Regions from separate parts of the Homo sapiens genome. Here region 1 is linked to region 2. Evidence: read pairs that join two places in POLR2A ChIA-PET (ENCODE). Cell type or tissue: A673. All regions are shown on one strand. Links, peaks and the distances in the headings refer to the core of each region. The heading gives the core; the rest is flanking DNA.

Region 1 (5,385 bases), core at 64-5,063, 110 kb before region 2:
TGTCACATGCAGATCCTTGCGCTCCTCACTATTTGTTCTCCTGCAGGGCACTTTTCGTTTATGAGCTCATTGATCTCGACTTCTGATATGTGAGGCAGAGGTGTTAGTGTCCTGTGGAGGAAGAAATCAAGGCCTGGAGTCCAAATAATTTAGCAAAACCCCCAACACTGCCCTGTGGTTTGTTTATCCGGATGCTGTACGGCCTCTCCCTCGTGTCTGGGCAGGTTGTCTTGCCGGCACATCTTGCTTCTGTCTCCTGCTTTACTTGTGCATTCCTGTAACTGCTTGGGAAGTTGAGGACCACATCCTGCAGGCACTGAGAAGGTGGTTCCAACAGTCCTACATCTTTTGGAACTAATTTTTCTTACAGTGCAGCTTTAACGTTGTTTAATTTTTTGCCAGGTGTGGTGATGCACGCCTGTAATCCTAGCACTTTGGGAGGCTGAGGGGGGTGGATTGCCTGAGGTCAGGAGTTTGAGACCAGCCTAGCCAACATGGCGAAACCCTGTCTCTACTAAAAATACTGAAATTAGCCAGGCATGGTGGTGGGCGCCTGTAATCTCAGCTACTTGGGAGGCTGAGGCCGGAGAATGGCTTGAACCCCAGGGGAGCAGAGGTTGCAGTGAGCAGAGATCGCACCACTTCACTTCAGCCTGGATGAAAGAGTGGGACTCCCTCTCAAAAACAAAACAAAACAAAATTGTTCAGTTTTGTACATATTATTTTAGAGCTGTGTGAGCAGACGCTAGATTGTTGGCAGTTAGTATGGTTCACATCACATCTTGCCACTGTGAAACCCCTTTACTGCAAAAGACGAAATTTTAGAAAGTGTAACCTTGAAAAAAAAATAGTTAACTCTGGAACCAACTGTCTGTGACTTAGCTGTTCATCTTTTCTGGGCTTTTCTTTGTTGTATTGCGTAATGGGAGAGTCACAATTCTCTTTCTAATTTGTTTTTAACAGAGTCCAGGTCTCACGGCGTTGCCCAGGCTGGTCTTGAACCGAGCTCAATTGATCCTCCCACCTTGGCTTCCCCAGGTAATCCCAAGTGTTGGGATTACAGGTGTGAGCCACACGCCCAGCCAGAAAGTCATAATTCTTGATAAGGATAAAACCAAACTAGATTATCACGAATCTTCCTTGCTCTAAGAATGGTTGCGTTTCTACTCTGCAGTCAGTGGCCTTTTTAAAAAGTTAACTTTTCCTCCCGGCACTCTGGGAGGCTAAGGCAGGCAGATGCCTTGAGCCCAGGAGTTCCAGATCAGCCTGGGCAACATGGCGAGATCCCGTCTATACTAAAAATACAAAACAAACAAACAAACAAAAAAACGGGCATGGTGGTATATGTACCTGTGGTTTCAGTTACTCGGGAGGCTGAGGTGGGAGGACGGCTTGGTGGGGCGGGGGCGAGGTTGCAGTGAGTGAGCCAAGACCGCGCCACTGCACTCCAGCTTGGGTGACAGAGCGAGGCCCTGTCTGGGGGGGGAAAAGTTAACTTTTTCTGTTTAAAAAAAATGATAGGCCGGGCACGGTGGCTCACACCTGTAATCCCAGCACCTTGGGAGGGAGGCCGAGGTGGGTGGATCACGAGGTCAGGAGTTCAGACCAGTCTGGCCAAGATGGTGAAATCCCGTCTCTACTAAAAATGCAAAAATTAGCCAGGTGTGGTGGCAGGCGGCTGTAATCCCAGCAACTTGGGAGACTGAGGCGGAGAATTGCTTGAACCTGGGAGGTGGAGGTTGCAGTGAGCCAAGATCACACCACTGCACTCCAGCCTGGTGACAGTTCGAGATTCTGTCTAAAAAAAAAAGATAAAAGGTCAGACCTTCTAAAGAGTATCCATGAAATCATCTTCTCACTGAATCCCCTAACTTCCCACCATTATTTTCTCAGTATCCTCTCAGAACAAGTCTAAACATAAACATGTCCTCCCCTCTCATTTTCAGTTAAAATGAGAGATCATATTGCTTTTTCACCTCAACAAAATATCTTAGTGATTCCATATCGGCATCTTTATATTTGTTATTTTTCATGGTATATAATACTCCATAGCATAGTTTGATACTTAATATAACCACTTTCCTATCAATGGATACATATAAATTGTCTTTAGAGTTTTGCTATTAAAATAGTGCCTTATTTACCACACAATTCTGAGGTAAGAAAAGAAAGTCTCTTGGCGTATATTGTGATATTTAAATGATTGCGTTTTGCATTGGATACTTCATTTTTTCTCTAGTCAAGTGAAGCAGAAGGAGTGGAGAAGGAACAAAGAAATCTATAACTGGTTGTAGTCAGACTTTATTTTTAAAAATGAGCTCTTGTGATTGTAAAATAATATTTATAATTGGAAATGTAGGCTATACTGAAATGTATTTAATAATTACCTATTGGAACCCTACCCATCCCTTAGAAATGAAATGCTGTTAATGCATAGTCAGTTTTTTTCCCCATCTTTGTGATGGTAAATGGTCAAATATTTTCCTAGCATTTTAAAAACTTTCTTTTGAACTTGCATCATCTTGTGCATTATGTTTTATAAATATGATTTTTAGTGGCTGATGATGATGCACCTGTAAGTATGTTTTGCATTTGTGAAATTGGCGGTTCTCATATTTTCATAGAGATTCTTATTTCATGTAGGTCTGCAAAAAAGAATCCCACCCCCTCCACACGCACACACACACATTGTAGCTTATGCATTACTCACAAATGTTAACTTTTAACATTTTCCTTTACTCAAAGGCAATGTTCTTTGAAGTGTATAAAATGGCTAGCATTATGTTAGTGCCTGAGAGCCAGAAAATACTGAACTGAAACAGATGTGAAGCTGATAATTCTGTGTAAATGGAGTAAATTGTTAATGGAAGATAAGCCAAATAGGTGAAACAAAAACCTCACAGTTTTTTGGGGTTTTTTTTAAATCAAGATATTTACAAACATGCTAACAATCGTTCTGTAAATGGTTAGCAGTTAATTTGGGCATGTGGTCTTTTGGAAGTTACTTAAATTTACTTTGACATTCACTCTAGTTTTTTAACATAAAAATTTTATTCTGAGGGTTTAATGAAATCTGATTTAAACTGTGTACGCTTTACTATTTCAAATAAAGAATAAACTTTGTTACCACTAAATTTATTTAGTGAAGAAAGCATTTTCCCCCCATTTGAAATCATCTTGGTAAGACAAAACGAAAAGAAAATCACCTTGGTAAATGGCATTTGTAAGATTTGGTCATATTTAATGTTCAGAGAAGATAACGATAGTACCTAAAGCTCCACAGGCACCCAGAGCAGTTGGCTGTGCTCACTGTGGATTTCACATTGGTGGGTAGTTACAGCAGGGAGCGTGCACGCTGTCAGGACGATGGCCTCGGTCGTTTCAGAGACCCTTTGGGTGTTTGATGGACCTTGTCTGTAACTGCTACTAGGCATCCTTACGGGTTCTACATCTGCATAATTTGAAAGATAAGGATGTTTTCAACTATGAGTACAATAAATTGAAACCAAAAACTTGTTAATCAATAGGAAGTTCAGTCCTTTTTCAAAATCAAACTGCTTTCTCCTGGTACCTTATTTGCCCCTTTCCTCCCAGCCACTCAGTGGTGAACTTGTTCCTCATTATATTGAGCTGTTTTTAGAACTTGTTCTCATATTGCTTTGTTACTACTTTGTTTAAAAGTGAGAAAATATTATAAGTACATGGGTGATCATTCAGATGGGAATGTAAACAGTCAAATAAAATACTAGAGCCTTTCACCTCCACTCCTCACACCCCCAGTTCTTTTTTTTTTTTTTTTTTTTTTTTGAGACAGAGTCCTGCTCTGTCACCTGGGCTGGAGTGCAGTGGCATGATCTCGGCTCACTGCAGCCTCCACCTCCCAGGTTCAAGTGATTCTTGTGCCTCAGCCTTTCAAGTAGCTGGGACTACAGGCGCATGTCACCACCCCCGGCTAATTTTTGTATTTTTCATAGAGACAGGGTTTCACTACGTTGGCTGGGCTGGTCTTGAACTCCTAACCTCAAGTGATCCACTACCCTGGCCTCCAAAACTGCTAGCGTTACAGGCATGAGCACCGCATCCGGCCCCAATTCTTTAATCCTTACATTCACACTCTATTTTGGGATTTTTACACATCCTGTCAGAGCTGTTCTCTACATACATAATCATATAGGTGTGTAAATTCCCTTCTTTTTAAAAAAAAAAAAAAAAACACAAGCTAGAGCATATTAAACAGATTGCTGTACTTCTCCTGTCCCCCTTAATAATACTCTCGGAGACAGTTCCTGATCAGTAGATAGATCTACCACATTCCTTTAAAGAGCTATATGATATTCCATGTAGTGAATGCCCTATAATTTTCAGCAGCCAAAAAAATAAAGCTGACTCCAGTGAGTTATTAATGTGGTCCTTATTATATGTGAAGACAGCCTTATTTATAGTTAATGTCTTCAGTTATAAGAGTCTTCATCATTAGACTTTTTAAATTACCCTTTTAAAAACTCATGTCCGGCCCAGGCGGTAGGAGGAAAAAATAAAGGTGTAGGCATGATCCTAATTCACAATTATGAATATCAGCATGTGGCTCACACTAGTAAGTGTCAGCTTCTGAAAGTGAAATTTCAGCATACTATTAAAAATAAACCTGCAACAATGAATTAAAAAATTCAATATACAGAAATCCATGCTAGTGATGTGGACGGTAATAGTCCATGCTGTGCATATAATCCTAAGCTGCAGCTACTGAATTCTTAAGCGAGAAATTTGACTACATTAAGAATTAAAACTTTGTACACATAAAAATATCATAACCAAGGTTAAAGAGTAACAAAGGGAATATTTGTAGCATCATGAAAATGATTATTTGTAGAACAAGATGAAAAGATAATCAAATGAAAAAATTAAATGATTCAAACTGTGGAAACATAAAAAGTTAGACGCTGCACTGTGCAGGTGAAGACAAGGGACAGCAGTCACTTTTCATACATTGACATGATCTCCTTGGAGGGCAATTTGGAAATATTCATTAAAATTCAAATGCACATAGCCTTTGACCTACAAAGAAATTTAACCTGCAGACATTACTGACACATTTGCAAGGATATCCACTGCAGTTTTATTTGAATTAGCCAAAAACTGAAAACAACCTAAATGACCATTAAAATATAACATGGTGGCTGGGCGTGGTAGCTCATGCCTGTAATTCTAGCACTTTGGGAGGCCAAGGTGGGTGGATCACCTGAGGTCAACAGTTTGAGACCAGCCTGGCCAACGTGGTGAAACCTGGTCTCTACTTTGAAAAACAGCACAAAAATTAGCCAGGCATGGTGGTGGAAGCCTGTAATCCCAGCTACTTGGAGGCCGAGGCAGGAGAATTGCTTGAAC
Region 2 (5,385 bases), core at 324-5,323:
TGTACAGATGGCAACATATTTTCACACAGTGTGTTTATGAATGTTCAGAGCAAGCCTTCATAATGGCCAAAAACGAAATAATTCACAGTACATGAACTGCTAGTAAATACTATAGATTAAGAGATATTTAGAATTTAAAAGGAATAAATGATATCTACTACACTGTGTATGAACATTGAAAACACTGTGCTAAGTGAACGAAGCAAGACACAAGACTACGTATTATTATATGTAATTCCACTCGGATAAACTGTCCTTTGAAAGGCACATTTAGAGACACAGAGCGGGTCAGGGGCTGCACAGGGCTGGAGGTGGCAGCGGGAGCTTCGGAGAAGTGGAGCGACCCAAAACCGGATTGTGGGGGTCGCTGCGGAACTCTGTAAATTTGCTAAAATCATTGGATTGTACATTTAAAGGGATAATCTTATAGTAAGTCAAGTACACCTCAATTAAGCTGTTCTTAAAAATTGACTATAAACTAACACAGCATCTCAGTTAGTGCCCTCAGAACTGGAGTTGGGACCCAGTAGAGAGGTGGAAAGAAGTGAGGCCTAAGTGCAGTGAGTTTGTTTCAAATAGGTCAATCATCGACGCCGTTATGTTCTGGAAGTAATGAATAATAAAGACGTATAAACTTAAACGTGTTAGTGAATACCATCACTCAATGATATCAGTAGAAATGATAATCTTCCAAATTGTTGGAGAGAAAAAATAACCATGCAAATAAAACAGGACAAACAGAACCAACTCTGTTTACCAGATATGGGGGGTGGGGGTGGGAAGTAACATTCAGAATCGTAAAATAGAAAACATAGAATGAGAGAAGCCTGAATGTTACAACAGTGAGTGCGGAGAAACTGACGTAATGAAAGAAAAAGACTTTGAGACAGGGCCAGGAAAACGCTGCCGCCTACAAGCAACACACCTAAACGGAGTGACCCAGAAGGGTTTAGTGGCACGTCCAGGTTCGTGTGTGAAGAAATAGATGGGTCCCCTTCAGAGTTTGAAGCATGACCCATGTGACCAGATAGGAGAATCTCTCGAGCGCAGGGAAAGCTGGGTGCTGCCTGTGTGGTGGCAGAGTCTGGAGGGCTTGCTGTGCTGGGGACTAAAGAGCAGGAGGACTGCAGGTGAGGCGTGCAGACGACTTTTTATCGGTAAAGATTTTAATGCCATTTGGTAATTTTGTCATTAACATTTATTATGATAGACAAGGCTTCTAGTATCTTTGTTTCAAAACTGGTTTGTTCCAAAGCTAGAGATAAGAAAATTATGCATCTCATCTAGTTTCATAAAAGGAAGTTTGGAGGACCTGCTCCCATCAAAACACTGGAAGATGCAGAGACTTTTGTCAGCTCCTGGCTAATTAGATAATGCTAATCATGTGAGTAGCAATAAAAATTCGAAGTCCTGCCAGACGTAGGTTCTAGACATTCTGACAGCCAACTAAAGAGCCAGCAATAACGTGTGCCTAGGAGTGCGAGAGCCTTCTCCACCTCCGTGATGCCTCCGGGTTCGTGCATGGCCACTTGTGCTGCGTGAGCGTCGTAGGTTTAGGGGAACAGAAGTAGAGGGATTTACATGAGCTTTTAAAATCCCAAATAGACTGGCCAGGTGCGGTGGCTCACACCTGTAATCCCAGCACTTTGGGAGGCCAAGGCGGGTGGATCCCCTGAGGCCAGGAGTTCAAGACGAACCTGACCAACATGATGAAACCCCGCCTCTACTAAATACAAAAAAAAAATCAGCCGGGCATGGTGGTGCATGCCTGTAGTCCCAGCTACTTGGGAGGCTGAGGCAGGAGAATGGCTTGAACCCGGAAGGTGGAGGTTGCAGTGAACCAAGATTGCACCATTGCACTCCAGCCTGGGCAACAAGAGCAAAACTCTGTCTGAAAAAAAAAAAAAAAAAAAAAAAAAAAAAAAAATCCCAAATAGACTAAAAGGGAAAATCCTACCCCAGTCAAGACCCCGCACAATCATAATTGAGTTATACCGTGGAAAACACTTTGAGCATCCATGAGACGGTCTTACTGTTTTTTTTATTTTTCTCAATGTTCTAACATATGTGAAATTTAATTGATTTTTCCATGATAAGTGTTTTTGAAGTTGTTATATGTTAGACATCCAGTTTGGAAAAATCATCTTAATATTTAGGCTTTCCGGTTAGCTTAGTATGCCTGGATTTGCCAGGGCTGCAGAATTAATGTAGACTTAAAGGAAGAGAATGTCTTTCAGTTGAAGTACTATAAATAGCAAAGGCAGGCAGGCATAATTTTAAAGTTATGAAACTCCTTAGTGCCAGATTATTGGAGAAGAATAACATCTGCTAAAGCTAATTAAAGTTTAATATGTTTAATAAATGTGATTGTTACAGACAAAAAATCATTAAAGTGCTGTAGAAAATTGTTAAGTTACCATCAGGCCACATAATAAATTAATGATTTTTCTCACTCTGAATTAATGCAAATTCCCGTTGTACTGTATTTAATTATGCACAAAATGGTGCCCTTGACTCAGATTTCAGTGAAGAACTTCATTTTTTTACTTTTAAGTCTCCAAGTAGGAAATTCAATTAGCGTTATGAAAGAAACACTAAAATGTGGCATTTAATTGCAAAATATATTTTAAGCTTTTCATTTATCCAGTGACTTTGCCAGCAGTCACTGACCCCTTCATTCAGAGATCCTTTTCTGTTTCAAAAATGCAATGCTTCCTTTTTAGTATATTCAAGCATTTGTGAAAATTATTGCCCTCATGTACTCAGAATGCTGAATAATAAGTGTAATAAATGTTATTTCTGGTTCTCCTTTGGTTCTCATTCTAACATTTTTATGAGAGATTTAAAGGAGCAAATAAACTATAATTAGAAAAAAAAAGACAATGGATTTTAGCACATATTATATGCCACATATATATTTTTTAATGAAGTTTACATTTAACAGTAAAGAGACCTACAAAGATCAGTAATAAGAATCATGTAAGTCTCTTCATAGGCTTTTTTTTTTTTTTTTTTTTTTTTTTTGAGATAGAGTTTCGCTCCTGTTGCCCAGGCTGGAGTACAATGGCCCATCTCAGCTCGCTGCAACCTCTGCCTCCTGGGTTCAAGTGATTCTCCTGCCGCAGCCTCCCGAGTAGGTGGGATTACAGGCACCTACCACCACCCCCAGCTAATTTTTTTGCATTTTTAGTAGAGGCAGGATTTCACCATGTTGGCCAGGCTGGTCTCGAACTCCTGACCTCCGGTGATCCACCCACCTCAGCCTCCCAAAGTGCTGGGATTACAGGCATGAGCCACCGCGCCCATCCTCTTCATAGCATTTTGTGGGCTGTGCTCTTACTAGTTTTACCCTTAACATAAATTATATGCTAAACTCAACATATAATTGAAACAAAATCCAACTGAAATGTGGGTGTGGCCAGTTGGGTGCCTGTTGTGCTTTGTGACAGCTTCAGTGCTTCCAAAGGTTCCTGCAGAATGGGACATTGCTCTAGTTTGATTCACATTTGACTACAATGGTTAGAAGGTAATTACCTTTTCTATTTTTTAAATTTTTTTGAACATAAACTCAAGATTGTATTGTCTTCATAATAAAACAAAAGATGACACTTAGAATTGGATGTCTTGGCCCTTCCTCCTCTTCTGTCCTCCCAGTTCAGAATGCTCACATCTCTTTATATCCAGCATCCTCTTACATCTGCACCTATGCTCAACGCACTCAAGCCTCAGCACAAGCTTCTTCGTAGTTCTAGCCTTTTCCCGGAAAATCAGCTTAGTCTGCCCACCGTAGCCGCTATGCTTCGTGTCCTAACACCACCTTCCCCGGGCACCTGTCCTAACGCCACCTTCCCAGGCACCTGTCGTAACGCCACCTTCCCCGGGCGCCTGTCCTAACGCCACCTTCCCGGGCATACAGAGAATCCGTGCCCTTTTGTGCCGTGTCGCTTTGTGGGCTTGCCACACTTACAGAAAGTCGAACGGGGGCCGGGTGTGGTGGCTCACGCACTTTGGGAGGCTGAGGCGGGCGGATCACCTGAGTTCAGGAGTTCTCGACCAGCCTGGCCAACATGGCGAAACCCCATCTCTACTAAAAATACAAAAATTAGCTAGGTGTGATGATGGGCACATATAGTCCCAGCTACTCGGGAGGTTGAGGCAAGAGAATTGCTTGAACCTGGGAGGCAGAGGTTGCAGTGAGCCGAGATTGTGCCATTGTACACCAGCCTTGTTGAGAGAGCAAGACGCCAACTCAAAAAAAAAAAAAAAAGTCTAGCAAGTATTAGGAACATTCACTTTGTGGGAGCGCTGTTGGCACCGAAAGCACTTTTTTTATATTGGATTTTTTTTTTTTTTTTTTACCTTTCAGTAAAAGTAATGTTTTCATTATAGAAAATTGGAAATTGTGATCAAGTATAAGAAACCTATATTTCCTCCCATTCTAACCATTATTTTTTTATGTTTCCTTCCTTTAATTAGTATGTGTTTTATCTACCTACATGAGTGTGTGTTAATGTAGATATGCATAATTTTTTCTGTTTTTGGTAGAGGTAGGGTCTTGCTCTGTTGCCCAGGCTGTCAGAAACTCCTGGCCTTGAGTGATCTCCCACACCAGCCTCCCAAAGCACTGGTACTACAGGTGTGAGCCAACATGCTCGGCCTGTTACACACACACACACCTGGTATTACAGGTGTGAGCCAACATGCTCAGCCTGTTACGTGCACACACACACACCTGGTATTACAGGTGTGAGCCAACATGTTCGGCCTGTTAAGCACAGAGACACACACCTGGTATTACAGGGGTGCGCCAACATGCTCGGCCTGTTACACACACACACACACACACCTGGTACTACAGGTGTAAGCCAACATGCTTGGCCTGTTACACACACACACACACACACACCTGGTATTACAGGTGTGAGCCAACATGCTCGGCCTGTTACACACACACACCTGGTACTACAGGTGTGAGTCAACATGCTCGGCCTGTTACACACACACACACACACCTGGTACTACAGGTGTGAGCCAACATGCTCGGCCTGTTACACACACACACACACCTGGTACTACAGGTGTGCGCCAACATGCTCGGCCTGTTACACACACACACACACACCTGGTATTACAGGTGTGAGCCAACATGCTCAGCCTGTTACACACACACAAACATATATATTTTTAAGACAGAGTTTCACTCTTATTGCCCAGGCTGGAGTGCAATGCGTGATCTCGTCTCACTGCAGCCTGCAACCTCTGCCTCCTGCCTCAGCCTCCCGAGTAATTGGAATTATTACAGGCATGCACCACTACAGCCGGCTAATTTTTTATTTTTAGTAGAGATGGGGTTTCGCCATGTTGGTCAGGCTGGTCTCAGAAATC

The links. Peaks named below come from ENCODE experiments on the same cell type or tissue, not always from the same donor. Only the 100,000 strongest peaks of a DNase experiment are listed, where the experiment ranks them.
Region 1: POLR2A ChIA-PET joins it to region 2 with 5 read pairs; 3 of 35 experiments call an interaction of 5 or more read pairs at or near these places.

Annotation. Positions count from the first base shown.
Region 1 is chr7:157,152,518-157,157,902 of GRCh38, forward strand. The region is part of intron 1 of UBE3C (ubiquitin protein ligase E3C); the gene reads left to right. Among named protein-coding and RNA genes, the nearest start is that of UBE3C, 16 kb to the left of the region's middle. In A673, for the core only: no CTCF peak of the experiment used is centred there; no DNase peak of the experiment used is centred there.
Region 2 is chr7:157,259,413-157,264,797 of GRCh38, forward strand. All of the region lies in intron 22 of UBE3C (ubiquitin protein ligase E3C), which reads left to right. It also overlaps the pseudogene RPL36AP30. Among named protein-coding and RNA genes, the nearest start is that of DNAJB6, 75 kb to the right of the region's middle. In A673, for the core only: no CTCF peak of the experiment used is centred there; a DNase peak (open chromatin) is centred at 2,579.